2 separate regions of the Mus musculus genome follow, and region 2 is linked to region 1. Evidence: chromatin loops called from intact Hi-C (ENCODE). Cell type or tissue: gastrocnemius. All regions are shown on one strand. Links, peaks and the distances in the headings refer to the core of each region. The heading gives the core; the rest is flanking DNA. Region 1 overlaps Sdccag8 (serologically defined colon cancer antigen 8). Region 2 overlaps Sdccag8 (serologically defined colon cancer antigen 8).

Region 1 (8,802 bases), core at 168-8,167:
ATCCGACAGATGGTTCTGCCTTACCATTCAGCATCATGCACTGCTTTCCTTTTCAAAACATATTGTATTAATTTGACCACTGCTTTCCAAATCACAAATTGACATTGTCAAATTATGTCAGCCTCAAAACCACGTGCTCTTCCTTCTGGCTGTGCAAGGATTTTTAAATTCTAGTCTCCCTACTCTCTTGTATTTTGGTCCTTTTATTCCATTTTACCTTCTGTAACACAAAGAAGTCACCCTATATTAAAGATGACAGGGCACTTAAGAACATTTGAGACAGGGTTTCTGTAATCCTGGCTAGCTGAGTCTATTCTGTAGCCCTGCCAGGCCCCTGACATATACATACCCTCCTAAGTGCTGGGAGGACCAGAGTGTTCTAGCATCTCCAGCTGCAAAATAATTTTAAATTCAATAATATTTGGGAGCAGGCTTAATAAGCTCTGTCTGCTTCATTTGCTTTCCAGGAAAATTATTCTTTGGGTTTAAGGCAATATAACCTTTTTGTATTTCTCTCCTAGAAATTTGTGAGAAATATACAATAGGAATTTTCTTAATGAAACTCTCTATTCGTTCTTAATCTATGTAATTTAAAAATTACTAATATAGTACATCTTCATTTTTAAAGTTACAAGACTGTAAAACTAATTTTATAAGGTCACAACAAGAATTCTTTAAAGAGAATAAGAATTAAAAGATTGAAAATATGAACATGTATCTTATATGTGGAGGTGACAGTTCCTTCATGAGATTACTGTTACATTTATTCATGTTTTTAAAATACTCTGTGTGTGTTTATGAATTGATACCAAATTGATGTTTATTGATCTTGGTAGAAATGTTTTGAAGGTTACTTCATAGTCTGTGATAGGGTTTTTGGAGACAAAGTACCAGTTTGTGTTAAGACCCCAGAATACTTCTTTAACACCTATACATTTCTTTGTTAATCCTCAGTTTCTTCTCTGTACAGAGATTTCTGTCTTAGGTGTTTTATATAGCAACTTCAAAGCTCAAATGACATTCCAAAATAATAAATAGTTTATTAGTCCTTATTCCTTTAAAGTCAAGGATGTTTTTTTGACAAAGCTCAGAGGCTCACAGCGATGACCACAAATACTTATGTTCATAAGTGCTAGGCAGCTGAGGCCTGGCTGATCTGGACAGCACTGGGGTGGCTTCGTCAGACTGTGGCTTGTCTGGCCACGGTCTGGTTTTTGTTTGTCTTCATGTATATTCTCTGTATGGTTCAGACCGATGGGGCAGCAGCAGCAACACTAGATAATGGCTTTTTGTTTTTTTGCTTGTGGTTGTTTGTTTGTTTGTTTGTTTTGCCTTTTTCTCAGAGAATCATCACAGCATGAAGATAAAACCAATTTGTGCTTATATTAAGATACCATTGGCTAAATGAAGTCACATGGTTAAGTTCAGAGTTGTTGGGGACATCTAGTATATCCTTCTCTCAGTGGGGAGGGAATCAACAGTACATAATAAAATACTATGTGTTATCCAAGCCTCATCACATCTGTTCGTTCACTCACTGCCTACAGTACAACAGAGGGGCTAAAACAGGCAGACGGGAGAAAGCAAGAACAGAAACAAAAAGGAATCTGCCTATGTCTTAAATCTGCCCCCCAAAGGCTTATGTTTTAAAGTCTTAGTTGTCTATATGACAGTTTGGGGAGGGGTGAGTGTGGAGAAAGTGAAGGTGTTTGGGTCTGGCGGCCTCGCCCTGGGAATGGACTAGTGTCTTCCCTGAGCTCCTATGATCACGGACTAGACTTGATATGCACATGAGAAGTCTTGTAAAGCAAGGCTGCAGTTGTGTTCTCTGTGCTGTACGAGCCTGTGCTTCCCTTTCCACACAGCCGCCAGTCCTGAGCTCCCAGGCTCTGCAGCCATGACCCAAACGAACCTCTTCCTTTATAGGTTACCCTCTCGCTCTGATCATTTTAGCAAAAGTAGCCTGTAACAAACCTGGGTGAAACTGAGGAGGTATGGATAATGAACATAAGAGAATCTATGAAACACTGTACTTTCTAATAGATATTTTATATGAAAAATAAACATAGATGTTATATAAAAGTGTAAGGGCATGCAGGAACTAACGGACAGGAATAAAGACACAACATATTGTTTTCTTAATTTCCATAGAAGAGGTAACTCTAGGTGCTAGACTCTGAGGAGAAGATATTAGTAATTTAGGTAACCTGTTCAGTAGATAGCATGGTCAGTGATGGTGCCAGGGCTATCTAGAAAATACAAAGTGTCTGGCATTAAAACATTTAAAATAGCCATTCAAGGTAGTGTCACCAAACTAAAAGCCAAACCTTAGACAAGCCTCCCTATTGAAAGGGGTCACTGCGCACAAGGACACAAAGAATGAAAATGTATTCTCTGAGGTTATGCTCTCATTAAACTGCAAAGTGACTGGGAAACAGTGCTGTAAGTTTCCAGGAAAGGAAAAAGCAAATTCCAGAGCAATTATTAGAAATCAGATAGGCTCTTCAGTGGTGTCCTAAGATCCTAAGATGACAGCGCAGATTCTCTACTATTCTGAGGGAAGAGAGTCTTCAAAGTCGGAGGTTGTCATGCACAGACAAACCTCCAGTTTATCTGTAAGCAGCTGTCTAAGGACACACACACACACACACACACACACACCACACTGTTGTGTTTTTTAAGTTTCCTGTCTTAGGAAAAGTAGTAACTCTTTATTGAGAGGAGGGGAGCCTTGCTGGCCTTGACTTTATAGAGTGCTCAGATTAACCACATATTCTACTATGCCTGACCAACAAGCACCTCTTAAGGTGCATTAGGGATGGCATAAAGAATTGATATAAGACAGATAAAAGGGTCAGAAGTAAGTTAAAATATATAATTTGATATTTCAGTATTCAAAAATGTTATTAGTTGACTATTTGACTATTAATGTTTAATACTTATGGAGACATATCAGTTATTTAGAAAAATAAATTATTTTAAGTGGGCAACCAGAGTGAAGTTATACACTTTTTTTCCCTGGTATTTATGTGCTAGTGACAGGGAGGGCCATTTGCATCTTAGAATTTGAAGCCAGCCTTCACAACACAGACCCAGCTCAAAAGCAAGCAAGCTATGCTCCCCGTATACAATAAGAGGCTATTAATCCCCAAATAAATAAAATATTAATGAAGAAAATTAACAAAAAATAATGTTTGTCTCAGTAGAGGAAAAATTTTTATTATGATGTGATCAATCACTAATGTATCAGTAATGAATACTGATTCATAGCTAGACTTATCTGAGGGTTTGAGTTGGATCTTTAGAATGATGTATAGGCTATCAGAATTCCTACACATGAGTGGTCCTCCTGCCTCAGCTTCCTAAGTAGCTAGGACTGTAGCTACATGCCAGCTACTATGTTGCCTAGCAAAGAGAGGATAGCTAATTTTTTATATTATAAATCAAGACATAGTAATATGCCATTTAAAATAAGAATATAGAAGCTACAGAGATGACTCAGAGGTTAAGAGCACTTACTGCTCTTGGAGAGGACATGAGTTCAATTCCCAGCACCCACATATAACTCCAGTTGTACGGGATCAGATGTCTTTGTTCCTCTGCAGTCACCAGGTAGACATACAAGCAAAATACTCAGACACCTTTCTAAAAAAATAAAATAAAATAAAGGTAACTATTAGGAGACTTAATGTTTCAATTTAGCAGAATAACAGTAGTGACTTCTCCCCTGAGGCCTGTGACCTCTATAGCCAGAGGTTCAAAATAGCCATTCATAGCAGCTTCTACTTTCTGTCCTTCTGGTTACTGTAGTCATGATTTCCTTTTGGTTTTATTTTATTCTTTTGATTCAAAGAATAATGTCTCCGCTGAGTACATGCTAGGCTAGTGTTCTACCCTGAGCTCCTCTTCCAGCTCTTGGTTATGATTTGAGGAATGCCTGTTGGTGAGGTGTAAAGCTATGTGGGCCTCCTGTAACCCAGCTGGCCAAAAGATGGCTGTGTCAGACTGCTCTGCAGACATCAGGTTAATAGTGTGCTTTGAGAGGAATGTACATTTGGCCTATGACCACCACTGGTCTTCCATCCCCAAGCCACTAATCTGCAGCCAGGAAACAGCGCTGACCTAGTTGGGTGAGGCGCAGGGTTATCCTGCCAGTGGGAGCATGGCATTTCTGGCAAGAGATTTCTCTTCTAACTGTTGGAGTTGATGCCATGGCAGGTTTTCCTGACTCAGAGAGCTAAGTGTTGAACCTCCATCCAGCTGGTGAGATTATTTGTTGGTTTTGATTATCTGTCCCAGTGAGCTCCTTTGCTGGCACACATAATCAAAAGCAGGCTGCCGTTTTCCATCTTCCTAACAAAAAGGAATTTTGCATTTTGAACTTAGAATAGATAAATTTTTATTTGGTTTATACTAAGATAGTGCTTTTATAGGAGAGGGGAGGTTTGTTGGATTGAATTGCTTTGTTGCTTAGTGGTGCTGGGATTCAAACCCAGGGTTTCACATGTCCTAGGCAGGTGCTTTACCTTGAGCTAGACCCTCAGCCCCCAATCAGGAGTGCTCAGGGACAGCCACGTGACCTCTGCCAGGTCATTCTTTGCTGATCTCATTGTTTCTGGTCTTCACCACAGTCTCATGAGCTAGCTCCAGTCATCTCTTTGACTTTGGTTTGAAGAAGGTATCTGAGAGTTGAGTGACTTGTCTAAGGTCACAGAGGCAGAAAGTGCTAAAACTCTGACTGTGTGGGCTCTGGAAACTGTGTTCTTTGCCGTAGATTTAACTGAGTTTTAGTGTAGCTGCTTTACTATGTAAGGATATGAAAACAGCTGCTGTCAAGTTAAAATGGTATAAAGTGCATGTGTTGTTGCTGGGGAATGCTTACCAAGTGAATCTATTCTAAAGGAAGTTTGGGATTTGTTTTCTCTCTGTCACTTTTTTGTATCCTTTTAGTGAAATATACTAGTGTATCTGTTTGGTCTCTGTGTGAGTGTGCACGTGTGTGCATGTGTCTGGGTCAGAGGTCAATGTTAGGTATTTTGCACCATTGCTCCTCACCTCATTTTCTGAGACAGGCTCTCTCCTAACCTGAAGCTTGTCAAGTAGACTAGACTGGCTGGCCAGTAAACTCCTAGAACCCTTCTGTCCCCTAAGCTCTGGGGTTACAGGGTGACACCTTCAGGCCTGGCTTTTTCATGGGGTCTAGGGATCTCGCCCAGGTTTTCAGGTTGGCATCACAAACACATTGATTATTCACCGCAGTATCTCCTCAACCAGCTACATCTTCTTCTTTCTATACAGCCACCATTTGTCCCTTATATTTCTGTTGTACGTCTCTCTACTTCTCCTGTCTGGAACATTGCTGCTATCTGTTCAGGATTTCTCATCTGTCATTCCTTGCTGCCTAAAGTTGATCATACACATTGAACCAATTTTTAAAATTAAGCTTCTCAAATTGCTTGTTTAAACCATTGTCTCTTGCTATCCATAAGAAATTATGACCTGCAGCCCATGTCTCTGATGCTGTGATCCTGTCTCAGCCATGGGGTTTTGGTGGCTTCATTCTCTCCACTTTTCCTGCCCTTGCTAACCTATCTACTTTATGATACGTGTGCTTTCTCTGTAGCTCACTTGCTGCTTTTGCTTATTTGGTTTTTGGGTGTGTGCATGCTGTGTTTTTGGGTGTGTGCATGCTGTGTTTTAGTTGTCTCCATGTATGTGTCTCATCTACCACAAGGAGTCTTACCTGCTGGATCAAGAAAGGATGGCAAGTCTCTGGATTGCTCATATTTAGCACAGATTTTTTTTTTTTTCGAGACAGGGTTTCTCTGTATAGCCCTGGCTGTCCTGGAACTCACTTTGTAGACCAGGCTGGCCTCGAACTCAGAAATCTGCCTGCCTCTGCCTCCCAAATGCTGGGATTAAAGGCGTACACCACCACGCCCAGCTCTTAGCACAGATTTTTATAAATAGCATGATGTAAAAGCAAATATTGAGTGAAGTTTTGAAGTTTTAATGCCAACACATAACTCCACTTCTAGACTTACTTAATTTCATAAATTCTAAGCAAATAAAACTTACTGACTTTCCTATTATGTTTCACATCTTTTGCTGTACTTCATTGTAAGATTGCAAAACTGTCAGTATTAACTTTAATAACTTAAAATATTTTTTAAAAATAAATTCTTTTTGGTATTGCAATCTGAAAGATAAAAAAACCTACTCTACATGAAAGTAATGTACCTATAAGTGTATGGATTTTTTAAAAATAAAATAATATTTGAGAACTTATAGCAAGTTACTTTATCATATTATTGTAATATGTAATTTTGATAGGATAAACTGAAGATAGCATTATAAATATAAGAAAGAAAAGAAGCTGGGCGTGGTGGCACACACCTTTAATTCCAGCACTTGGGAGGCAGAGGTAGGGGGATTTCTGAGTTCGAGGCCAGCCTGGTCTACAAAAGTGAAAAAAAAAAAAAAAAAAGAAAAGAAATGAGTCATCTGCTTATCTTAGTTGATGAATGGAATGTAGCTGGAGGTCACTCAGAATATTGGTAAATGACACCAAAACACTTTAAACATGTGTAATACTGCGCTTAATCGTCTGATTAATGAAAGCATACTGCATTTGTATAGCAAACTTGCTTCTTGTCTATTGTGTATGAAGTTGAAAATATGCCTTTAGTTTTTCTTCTTTTTATAGTCCATTTTGTTAATCTTCAACTCCTTTGGTTTGCTTAATATCATAGATGCGCTGTGATGAATATTTTTACTTTAATGTACAAACTATCCAAAATATGTACAATATAAGTTATTTTTGCTTTGAAACATTTGAGTATTGATAAGGAGTTTCTTCCTCAAACCAAATAGTAAGCTACTGTTCATGTTCCTACATGTATGTCTATCTATGCCTGGTAATGTTGGCGTGCTCTGCCCACCTGTCAGTACAGGTGCTAGTGTGTAAGCTCTGAAGTCTCATGCATGCAGGCTGGCGGTCCTCTTGCTGAGTCTGTCCCTAAATTGTTTATAAATACTATTAGACAGCATGCTAATGCCTTTCTAGCACTTCATATTTTCTTAGAAACAAATTGTTTTAACCTTTAATTTGGTTTCTATGGCATCCAAACAAAACTGTAAATCTGTCTTTTTAAGTAAAAATGTCATATATTGATCACTGCCTGTATCTGATCATATCTCTTAAATGATATATTACATTGTAAAGGAAGTGCTGTTACTCTTTAAAAAGAAAAAGTCTTTGCATGAAAGTAGATTATCAATCATTTTTGTGACTCATATTCAGTTGTTTCATGTTTTCAATCAGATTTCTCACGATCCATAGTTACTTCATGCATGTTCACTTGTAGTTGTGATTTTTTTTCTTTGTCATGGAACTTAAGCTAGTCTACATTTTCTAATTGTTTTTATTGTATTAAGATTTTTGGAAGAAATGAAAGGGAACTAGTTTTGAGTTCAAGTGTATATATTTAATATGGGTTCTTTTCCTCCCTCTGTCTGCCTAAGGAAATAGAGAAGTTGAGACTAGAACTGAGCGAAAGCGAGCAGCATGTGGAACAGGAGCAGCAGAAGGCAGCTCGGGCCAGACAGGAGTGCCTGCGAGTCACAGAGCTGCTGGGCGAGGCCGAGCGCCAACTGCACCTCACCAGGTATGCCCTAATCACGTTACACACTCAGCACCCAGTGCAGCCCACCGGGCTCTGCCACAGGCTCCCAACAGTTGTTACTCTTAGTCATTCAATTCACACACAGCTTTCAGGCATATTACGGAAAGTGGAGATGTGGCAAGCAAAACAGCCAGACTCGTGAATGACGAGTGTGGCAGGGACTCACTGGTGTATTACAAAAGCGTTTGTCTGCAGTGCTCAAATGTTTCAGTGGTTCCTTATCGATAGAAGCAAATGACATTTCTGCCACTACCACCACTAATTCTATATCTAATAAAAAATGTTGAAGAAAGACCATGAGGAAATATATTTATGAAAATAAGCAGATTCTCGATCCATACTTATCTCCTTGTACTAAGGTCAAATCTAAGTGGATCAAGGAACTTCACATAAAACCAGAGACACTGAAACTTATAGAGGAGAAAGTGGGGAAAAGCCTTGAAGATATGGGTACAGGGGAAAGATTCCTGAACAGAACAGCAATGGCTTGCTCTGTAAGATCGAGAATTGACAAATGGGACCTAATGAAACTCCAAAGTTTCTGCAAGGCAAAAGACACCGTCAATAGGACAAAAAGACCACCAACAGATTGGGAAAGGATCTTTACCTATCCTAAATCAGATAGGGGACTAATATCCAACATATATAAAGAACTCAAGAAGGTGGACTTCAGAAAATCAAATCACCCCATTAAAAAATGGGGCTCAGAACTGAACAAAGAATTCTCACCTGAGGAATACCGAATGGCAGAGAAGCACCTGAAAAAATGCTCAACATCCTTAATCATCAGGGAAATGCAAATCAAAACAACCCTGAGATTCCACCTCACACCAGTCAGAATGGCTAAGATCAAAAATTCAGGTGACAGCAGATGCTGGCGAGGATGTGGAGAAAGAGGAACACTCCTCCATTGTTGGTGGGATTGCAGGCTTGTACAACCACTCTGGAGATCAGTCTGGCGGTTCCTCAGAAAACTGGATATAGTACTACCGGAGGATCCAGCAATACCTCTCCTGGGCATATATCCAGAAGATGCCCCAACTGGTAAGAAGGACACATGCTCCACTATGTTCATAGCAGCCTTATTTATAATAGCCAGAAGCTGGAAGGAACCCAG
Region 2 (8,802 bases), core at 427-8,426, 87 kb after region 1:
ACACTCATCACCATGTGGAGGACCCCCTTTACTAAATGATTTATTACTCTTAGCAGAATTCCTCTGGCTGCAGATTTTATTTCTGAGTCGCTCTGTTCAGCTCAATTGGTCTCCTTCAGTTACCGTGGCAACCAGCAGATGGGGTTCTTTGACAAGGGTCAGCGGGGAGGCTGCCTCAGTGTTAGAGGGAAGAGAAACTAAATAAAAAGCTTTCAGCACTGACAGGTTCTCTAGCCCATAGCCAGGAGTTGTTATCAAATTACTAGCATTAAAACCTAATTAAGATGTGTGCCAGTAGGTACACCGTAGTGACTGAATCTGGTTACTTAGCTGCCGTGGGCTCACTCTTCCTCCATCACACCTCTGTGACCAATTTGGCCACCCTAAGGATGGTCCAGTTGGAAGGAAATGGCGGAGGCCCTCACTTGACACCCTCCATGAGGGCTGAGGTCCCTAGAGCAGCAGGACTTTATTAGAAGAGAATCTTCCTCAAACAGGGCACTGTGCCTCCAAGCCCTGGGGCAGCGGCTAAGCAGAGCCCACACATGATAGCTGCATACCTTCCTTTAAGACTAGTGTTGGCTTAACTTGGGAGAGCTTCACCAAAGTGAAACTGAGCACCAAGTGCTCCAGACTGGAAAGGCAGCCTGACAGTGCAGAGGTTCTCTTCTGTAGCAGGCAGAGATGATAGCTTTAGGTCAGCAAGGAAACTGGTGGTTACTCTAGGTAGACTTGTGATCTATAGCAATAATAGAGTAAGGTAGTTGCCAGTAAGCAGTTCTGTAAGGGTTCACTTCTCTTTAGGAAACACTGCAACATCAAAGAGGAAAGGACAGTGGGGCGTGCCATTCACTGTGTGCTCAAAAAAGAATCCTGGATGGTAGAGCAGAGGACAGGAGGGGTGACATGGGACACTGAGGAAGGAAGCTCACTTGAGTCCAGTTCAGTACCAGCCTGGGCTACACAGCCAATATACTAAAGAACAGAAGGTTAAAGAGAGAACAAAAGCAAAGGGCCTGGAGAAGGTGGCTCTACAGTGAGAGCACCGGCTGATCCCCCAGAGGGTCCTGGTTTGATCCACAGCATCCACATGGTAGCTCACAGCTACCTGTCTAACTCCAGTTCAAGGGATTAACTCCCTCTCCTGGCCTCTGGAGGAACCACATCATATCCACCAGCAAAAACCCCCATATGTACATTAAAGTAAGGTGGGTGGGTGATTGTTTTGCTCTGTGTTTTCAAGACACGGGTTCTCTGTGTAGCCCTGGTTGTCCTGGAACTCTGTAGACCTGACTGGTCTTGAATTCAGAGATCTGCCTCTGCCTCCTCTGCCTCTGCCTCTGCCTCTGCCTCTGCCTCTGCCTCTGCCTCTGCCTCTGCCTCTGCCTCTGCCTCTGCCTCTGCCTCTGCCTCTGCCTCTGCCTCTGCCTCTGCCTCTGCCTCTGCCTCTGCCTCTGCCTCTGCCTCTGCCTCTGCCTCTGCCTCTGCCTCCCAAGTGCTGGGATGAAATGTGTATGTCACCACCACCTGGCTGCAAAGTAACTTTTTAAGGAGAAAGAACAACTGTGGAGAGGTGAGAGGGAGAGAGGAACCAGGTAGAGCAGGTCTTCCCCACAGAACTGGGATAGAGGGATGTGGAATTCCTTGGTGGTGTTCTTACAACTCTTTAGACGCTGTGTGTCACAGAGTGCAGACACTGACAGGTGATATGAGGGAGGAGGGTTTTTCCTGCCTCAGCTCCAGATGGCCCTGAGCCCTGGGCTCAGCACTGCAGACTGCTTTTACAGCCGCATCTTTTCCCAGCCCTATTGTCTTCAAGAGCCATGCTTAACCAGGACCCTGCTCTTACTTTAGGAAGAACTAGTTGGCATAACTCAGGCTTTAAGCAAGTGAGTTTCTGGGTTCTTTAAGGTTCAAAGAAAACAACTTTGTTTTTTGAGACACTGAAATGGAACCTGGGTCCATGATTATGCCACAAAGTACTTTGCTACCCAGCAGCATCCCTAATGGAGAATCTGAAATGCTTGGCCTGCCACTTGTCCTTGTACTGCAATCATCCGTCCATGACCAGATCCCTAAAGGTACTGGGGCTCAGCCTGGCAGGTAGCTCTAACCGTCTGAGAAAGTGACAAAGGAGGGATGTGCGCCCATCCCTCGATGCTCTAAAGTCTCTGGTGGAAGCACTGTTTTAGGCAGGAACTCCGTGGTGGAGTTCAGTGGCACTGTTGGACGCTTAGGGGACTTGTGGAGTGGCAGGGCACATTCAGGATGCCTGAATACCTCCCCTGGTGGTGTGCTGCTTAGCAGGTGACCGAGGAAGGCTCAGTGAAGCCACCTTAGCAAGCATCCTGAGAGCAGTATCGTGTTTGCAGCTTCCTTCCACCTCCCACCCCCACTGCCAGCACTATTCTTTGGTCTCAGTGATTGCTACTGGGACTGGCCTGAAATGATTTGCTACTGGTCTGCCACAAGGCAAGAACTGACATAGGGTAGCCAGAAAACCACAGACATTTTAAAATGCAGCTGTGCGCATATTGTACTGCACAAAACCACCAGCATGCAATAGATTGAAAATTGAGAAAGAATTAAAAACAGTACCAAATCTGTTATCCTCCCTGAGCTAGCAGAAGGGCAAAGAAGGAAGTTTCTCTTCTTTCCTCACTCCAGCAGCCCTCAGAACCTGTGTAGCCAGTGTTTTCTAGAATGCTGCAGAGGGTCACTGTTTCAAGGCTCTTGTCTAAATTCTTAGGCTTAGTGTTCTACAGAAGACAGACAAATTGACTGACTCCCCCATTCCTCTCATCCTCCTTCGTTTCTGTCTGTCTTACTGCTGGGATGTAACTCAGAGCTTTTAGTTGATAGACAGCCTTTTGCCACTGAGCCACACCCCTGAGGTCTGGGTTGGGGCTATAGTTCTGTGGTAGAACACATGCTTAGTCTAAAGCTAGAGTTCTATCCGAGCACCTCAGAAGATAGATAGATGATAGATAGATAGATAGATAGATAGATAGATAGATAGATAGATGATACATGGATGGATGGATGGATGGATGGATGGAGGAAGGAAGGAAGGACAGATGGACTTTGAGTCCAACACCATAGGTCCCTGTCCTAAATGCCTCCACAGGCTGTCTCACTGGGGCAGTCACCTTACACTGTCTGGCAGAACTTTCATCATAATGGGCTGAAATATGACTTCTCAGGAACCTCTCAGCTCCAGCATGGCATTTACCACCATCACTGCCCTCAAGAACCCTGTTCTGTCTCTGTGGGCAGCAGACCAATAGAGAACTTCTCTGAAAAGGAAAGGGGCAACAGTTCTGGGAAGGTGTAACTCTCCCCAGAATCATTTAAATCATTTTTGAACCAGGGTGGGTGTACTGGCTAGTTTTGTGTCACCTTGACACGGCTGGAGTTATCACAGAGAAAGGAGCTTCAGTTGGGGAAATGCCTCCAGGAGATCCAGCTGTAAGGCATTTTCTCAATTAGTGATCAAGGGGAAAGACCCCTTGTGGGTGGGACCATCTCTGGGCTGGTAGTCTTGGTTCTATAAGAGAGCAGGCTGAGCAAGCCAGGGGAAGCAAGCCAGTAAGGAACATCCCTCCATTGCTTCTGCATCAGCTCCTGCTTCCTGACCTACTTGAGTTCCAGTCCTGACTTCCTTGGTGATGAACAGCAGTGTGAAAGTGTAAGCTGAATAAACCCTTTCCTCCCCAACTTGCTTCTTGGTCCTGATGTTTGTGCAGGAATAGAAACCCTGACTAAGACAGTGGGTTTTGGCCAAGGACGTTTACATTGCAAAGCAGCCACTGACAACATAAAACCCTGTGCATGAGTTCTTCATCATGTAATCTGTCTGACCACATTAATGAGAGGGAATTATGTAAAATGCAGTGGCAATTTTTAAGTATTGGAACAAAGTATACAACTTTAAATTAGCATGGTTCAGTCGCCAGAATTAATTACCTCGAACAGTGATTAGGGTAATTGGATTTTCAAAACTTGTACTCAGTGCAGTGTTAGGATTGTGTAGCTGGTGATGTGGGGGGATGGGAGTGTAGCAAACCCGGTGCCGCTGTGCTTAGGGAAGATGGGGAGCTGGGAAGGGAATGGCTGTCTCCTCGGCTGAGGCTTCTCCCCCCACCCCCAACAGGTACTGCTCGATTTGTGCTTGATGGGCTCTGTGCCCCACCCTGAGCAGCTTAGGTTTCTGAGCACAGGTGAACAGTGTGCGTGTGCATGGCTTTCAGCAGGCCTGCACTCTCTGCAAGCTGAGTCCCATATGCAGTTCATAGTCTGCGGTAATGCAGGCTGGTTGCACACACTGTTCATAGTCTTCTCCTCCTGGCTTTTCCAGGGTATGGATGCCCATGCGCCAGGTCCGATGGCTGTGCTTGGAAATAAGGTTGGAAGTGTTACTTCGGAGGACTTGAACTGAGAGGAACCCAGCCTGAAGTAGACTAGCCAGTATGAATGGATTCTGAATAGTCACCCCTGCTTCCACGTCTCCTGTTTATTCACCTGTTGTAAGATTTTCAAATCCCAGTGATGACTGAGAGTGCTTAATTTGTATGCAGTACTTTTCCTTTGGAAAGGCTGAGATACCCACTGTGTGAGGAGAGGGGACTACGCAGGGGCCAGACAGTGAAAGACCCTGTTACTAGGCAAGGGAATATGGCCACAGAGCTGGAGCAATAATTTCCATCAAACAGACATGATGTGAGTGGATCGAGAAGGACCACGGATCCTTTGGGTCTAGCTAGTATGGAGACTCTACCACAGAAGGAGGTTCAGGGATTTTAGGTGTGGTTATTTTGAAACAGAGTTTTATATAGCCCAGGTTGGTGTCTCTCTTGTGTGGCTGACACTTGCCTTGAACTCTTGATCCTGCTGTCTCCATCTTGGCTGCAACTGCTGGGACTGCAGGCACTGTTGAGAACTTTGGCTGTGGAGAGTATCTGAAGAATAGAAGGAGGAGGTGTGGAGTGTTACAGGATACCTAAGCGCATATGGGCAGTGGGGACAGAAGGTTGGAATAAAGAAGGAGTGCCCAACAAGGTGTGGGGGAGGGGCAGAGGGATGAGCACTGGGGAGGGCAGGAGTCCAGCGAGTCACAGTGTGACTGAGGCCACTTGGACAGGTTGCTCAGACAGAATATTAAGTGCCAAGGCACCTCAGACCATTCACTTGGAGCCAGGGGCTGAAATAAAAGAATCTGATATGGAAGGGGGACTCTTCATTGCCATGGTGATTGCTGTCCCTTTTACACTTGAAATTCCCAGAGATGTTTTGGAAGAGAGCCTAGTCAGAGGCATCAAGACAGGAGAGGCCCAGCCCTGTCCTGGGAGCATGGGCTTGCAGGTCTGCAGAGATTTCCCAGGAATATGGGAGGGAAAGACAGGGAGAGAGGAGGAGCCTATGTAGCTCCTCCTATGTAGCTGTGGACACTTTCCTCTCTTCCGCTCTCTCAGCACTACTCCTTCAGTCCTCTGAGCTTGCAAGTGTTGTCCTCTTCCACAGCATGCAGAGGACTGAGTTGTATAACAAATGCAAGACGCTCACAATTGCAGTCCTGCAGTGAGTGCTTCCTCAATACCAGAGCCTCACTGGGAGCAAGGAGACCTGAGCATATTTTACAGTTCAAATAGTTACAGTTTTAAGCTCTATATGCTGTTCGGAAAATGTCCTTAATTTTATCAGTAGACTCCTCTCCCAGGGTAAGTGTGGTCTAAGCATCCTGGTGATATGCTTCTGAGAAGACGGAGGAAGATCCTGTCAGAATCTCCACAGCAAAGCGGCTGTGGTTGAAGAATACTTCTGAACAAAAGACATTTTACTACTACACCAAAAACTCAACAACAAAACAGTCAACAGCAAACAGAAGTCACCTCCACTTTGTCTGGGGAAACAGCCCGTGGAATGTGTATAGCTGACACTTCACACGTGCAGACATCGGTGGTGACCCGCACAGCAGGGCAGGATGCGCCTCACTGGGTACCCAAGTGTTCATTTAGTTTTGATACCTCAGAGCTCACACACCACATGTAGCTCCCCCATCTCACATACAACAGAGAGATTTAAGTGCATGGATCTGTGCGAGTTCACAGTATTCCTTGCAGAAGGATGTCTGAAGCCGGGGACCCAAGCTGCCACTGTTTTGCATACCCTCGTCCCAGCCCACTCAGCTTTACAGAGTTGTTTTGTAGGGTACACTTGCTCTGTCTTACCATGATGGCTCACATCGTTTTTCAGAAAGCACGCTTTCTGGTCATGCACCTGCCTTGTGGCTGAGACCATTGCTGTTAGTTCAAAACAGAGGTGTTTGGCCCAGCATACATAGGTCTCCTGTGATCTTCATCTCCATTCTTTGTTGTCATGGAAAGTGTTATCCCTTACACACTGGAATTCCTAGAGATGCCTTGGAAGAAAGCCTGAGCGAACTGCAGCGACACAGCATGGTCAGTTGTTGTCCTGAAATAGTCGTCCTACACATGCAAGTCCCAAAGGTCCTCTCGTGCCCTAGGTGGCACACCAGCCCCTGCCTGGTGAAAAGAAGAGTCCTGCCGAGCACGCACCTTTAATCCCAGCACTTGGGAGGCAGAGGCAGGTGGATTTCTGATTTTGAGGCCAGCCTGGTCTACAGAGTGAGTTCCAGGACAGCCAGGGCTACACAGAGAAACCCTGTCTCGAAAAACCAAAAAAAAAAAAAAAAAAAAAGAAAGAAAGAAAAAGTGTCCTTTTCTCATGGACCAGCCATTCATTGTGAGGACAGATGCTTCACGGGACAAGGACAGGAGTCAGCCACAGTTCCCAAGGTGTCACAAGGTCCACACATTGCTAGGATGAGACGTGGGCCTAGAGAAGATATACTGAACTAAGGTCTTGCTCTGAGAGCTTGTGGCTCTCCTGACAGTGTGCAGCCTGGGTATTTGTGAAGCCTTGCTGGAAGGGGCTGCCCTCTACACACATTTCCACAGGCCTCAAATCATGACCCACCTTGTTCTCATCACCACTGAATAGCTTGAGGAGGAAAGGGCGGAAGCCATGAGACTCCATGCGTCAGATGATAGAACTAGATGAGAACTGACACTGGAAAGCAGCTCTGCCCCTTGGGGAGAGCAGCAGGCAGGGGTGAGCCTGTGCAAGTACCCCAGTGAGAACTGAGAAAGGTTGGAATCTCCAAAGGCCAAGGGGCTTTGTTTGGCCCTGCCAGACCAGCATCGTTCAGCTCTTCATATCACATCCTGCCAGCCCATCGACTTTGAGCCCATGCCTCAGTATTCTCATCTTGAAAGTGGGATTATCACTCCCACTCGGTGGAATGACAGAGAGCACTAGGGTTGTACTTTTGCAAAACACTGAGCACACTGGCCTGGGCAGTGTCTGCTCAATGAATGATGGGCATGGCACGGGCCTTTCCAGACCAGCACTTTGCCAGTTTAAGCATTCCTCTTTATGCCTTTGTAGTAGTTTGGTTTTTGCTCGGATTCAGCATAACTCATATCTTCACAGGCAACAGACCATGCTCTGAGGGCAGGAATTACCTCAGTCCTTGCTCTAGTTTGGTTTAGCCTGTAGCATGACTGAGCGATGGTGGAGCCTTTCAGTGGTGGGGCTTACTGGAAGAAAGTCAGGTCTCTGGGGCACAAGGAGGAAATGGGACCCCGGCCCTTTGTCTTAGCTAGGGTTTCATTGCCATGAAGAGACATGGCCAAGGCAACTCTTATATAGGGATTGGGCTGGCTTATAGTTTCAGAGATTTAGTCCATTATCATCACAGCTTGAAGACATGGTGCTGGAGCAACTGAGAGTTCTGTATCTTGATCTGAAGGCAGCAGGAGACTGGATGCATTTTTCACTGGGCACAGCTTGAGCATTTAAGACTTCAAACCCTATCTCCACAGTGAAACACTTCCTTTAACAAGGCCATACCTCCTCTAATAAGGTACTTCCTAATAGCCAAAAGTTCAAACACATGGATCTGTGGGGGCCAAACCTATTCAAAACTCCACATTCCACTCCCTGTCCCCAATAGGTTTACAGACATAAAATAATACAAAAGGCATTTAATCCAACTTCAAAAGTCCCCATAGTCTATTACAGTTTCAAGAATGTTTAAAAGTCCAAAGTTCAAAGTCTTTTCTAAGATGCATACAATCTCTTAACTATAATTCCCTATAATATCAAAATAAAAAACAGATCACATACTTCCAATATACAATGGCACAGGATATCCATTACCATTCCAAACTGCAGGGAAGAGAGCACAGTAAGCAGATACTGAACCAAAGCAAGAGCAAACACCAGCTGGGCAGACTCCCAACTCTGCATCTCCACGTCTGATGTCAACATGCTCTTGAGCTCTCTACTCTTTCCACCTCTGTTGACTACAGCACACTTCTCTCTCCTGGGCTGTTCCCACTTCCTCTTAGCAGCTCTCCTTGGCAGGTATCCCATGGCTCTGGCACCTTTAACATCTTGGGGTCTCCAAGGCAATCCAGGCTTTCCCTTCACACTGTCATGCAACAGACTCCTCGGCCTCCATCGGGGATTCCCTGACCACATACCTGGTCTCAGCAGCTTTCTTTACCTGCAGAGGGAAATGAATCTTTGATTCTAAAGCCAGAACCATGTGGCCAAAGCTGCCAAGTCAGCTGCCTGCTGGGCTGAAACATGGTCCCCTTGTTCAATTACATCTTTACTAGCTTTCTCTTTGTTATGGTTTCCTTCACTGCCTATGCCTGGCTGTCCTGGAATTTGCTCTGCAGACCAGGCTGGCCTTGAACTCAGAGATCTGCTTGC

The links. A loop is a pair of places that touch in the nucleus more often than their neighbours do. Peaks named below come from ENCODE experiments on the same cell type or tissue, not always from the same donor. Only the 100,000 strongest peaks of a DNase experiment are listed, where the experiment ranks them.
Region 2: a loop joins it to region 1, with 2.5 times the contacts of the local background. A loop is called at or near these places in 2 of 42 quality-filtered maps.

The regions. Positions count from the first base shown.
Region 1 is chr1:176,912,020-176,920,821 of GRCm38, forward strand. It overlaps Sdccag8 (serologically defined colon cancer antigen 8), which reads left to right. Exons shown (of 18, transcript NM_029756.3): 13 at 7,525-7,667. The region is part of intron 3 of Gm15423 (a long non-coding RNA gene); the gene reads right to left. Among named protein-coding and RNA genes, the nearest start is that of Gm15423, 25 kb to the right of the region's middle. In gastrocnemius, for the core only: a CTCF peak has its summit at 3,999 (motif pointing right); DNase peaks (open chromatin) are centred at 4,140 and 7,656.
Region 2 is chr1:176,999,141-177,007,942 of GRCm38, forward strand. The region is part of intron 16 of Sdccag8 (serologically defined colon cancer antigen 8); the gene reads left to right. Among named protein-coding and RNA genes, the nearest start is that of Gm15423, 63 kb to the left of the region's middle. In gastrocnemius, for the core only: no CTCF peak of the experiment used is centred there; DNase peaks (open chromatin) are centred at 450 and 5,089; H3K4me3 peaks cover 152 bases.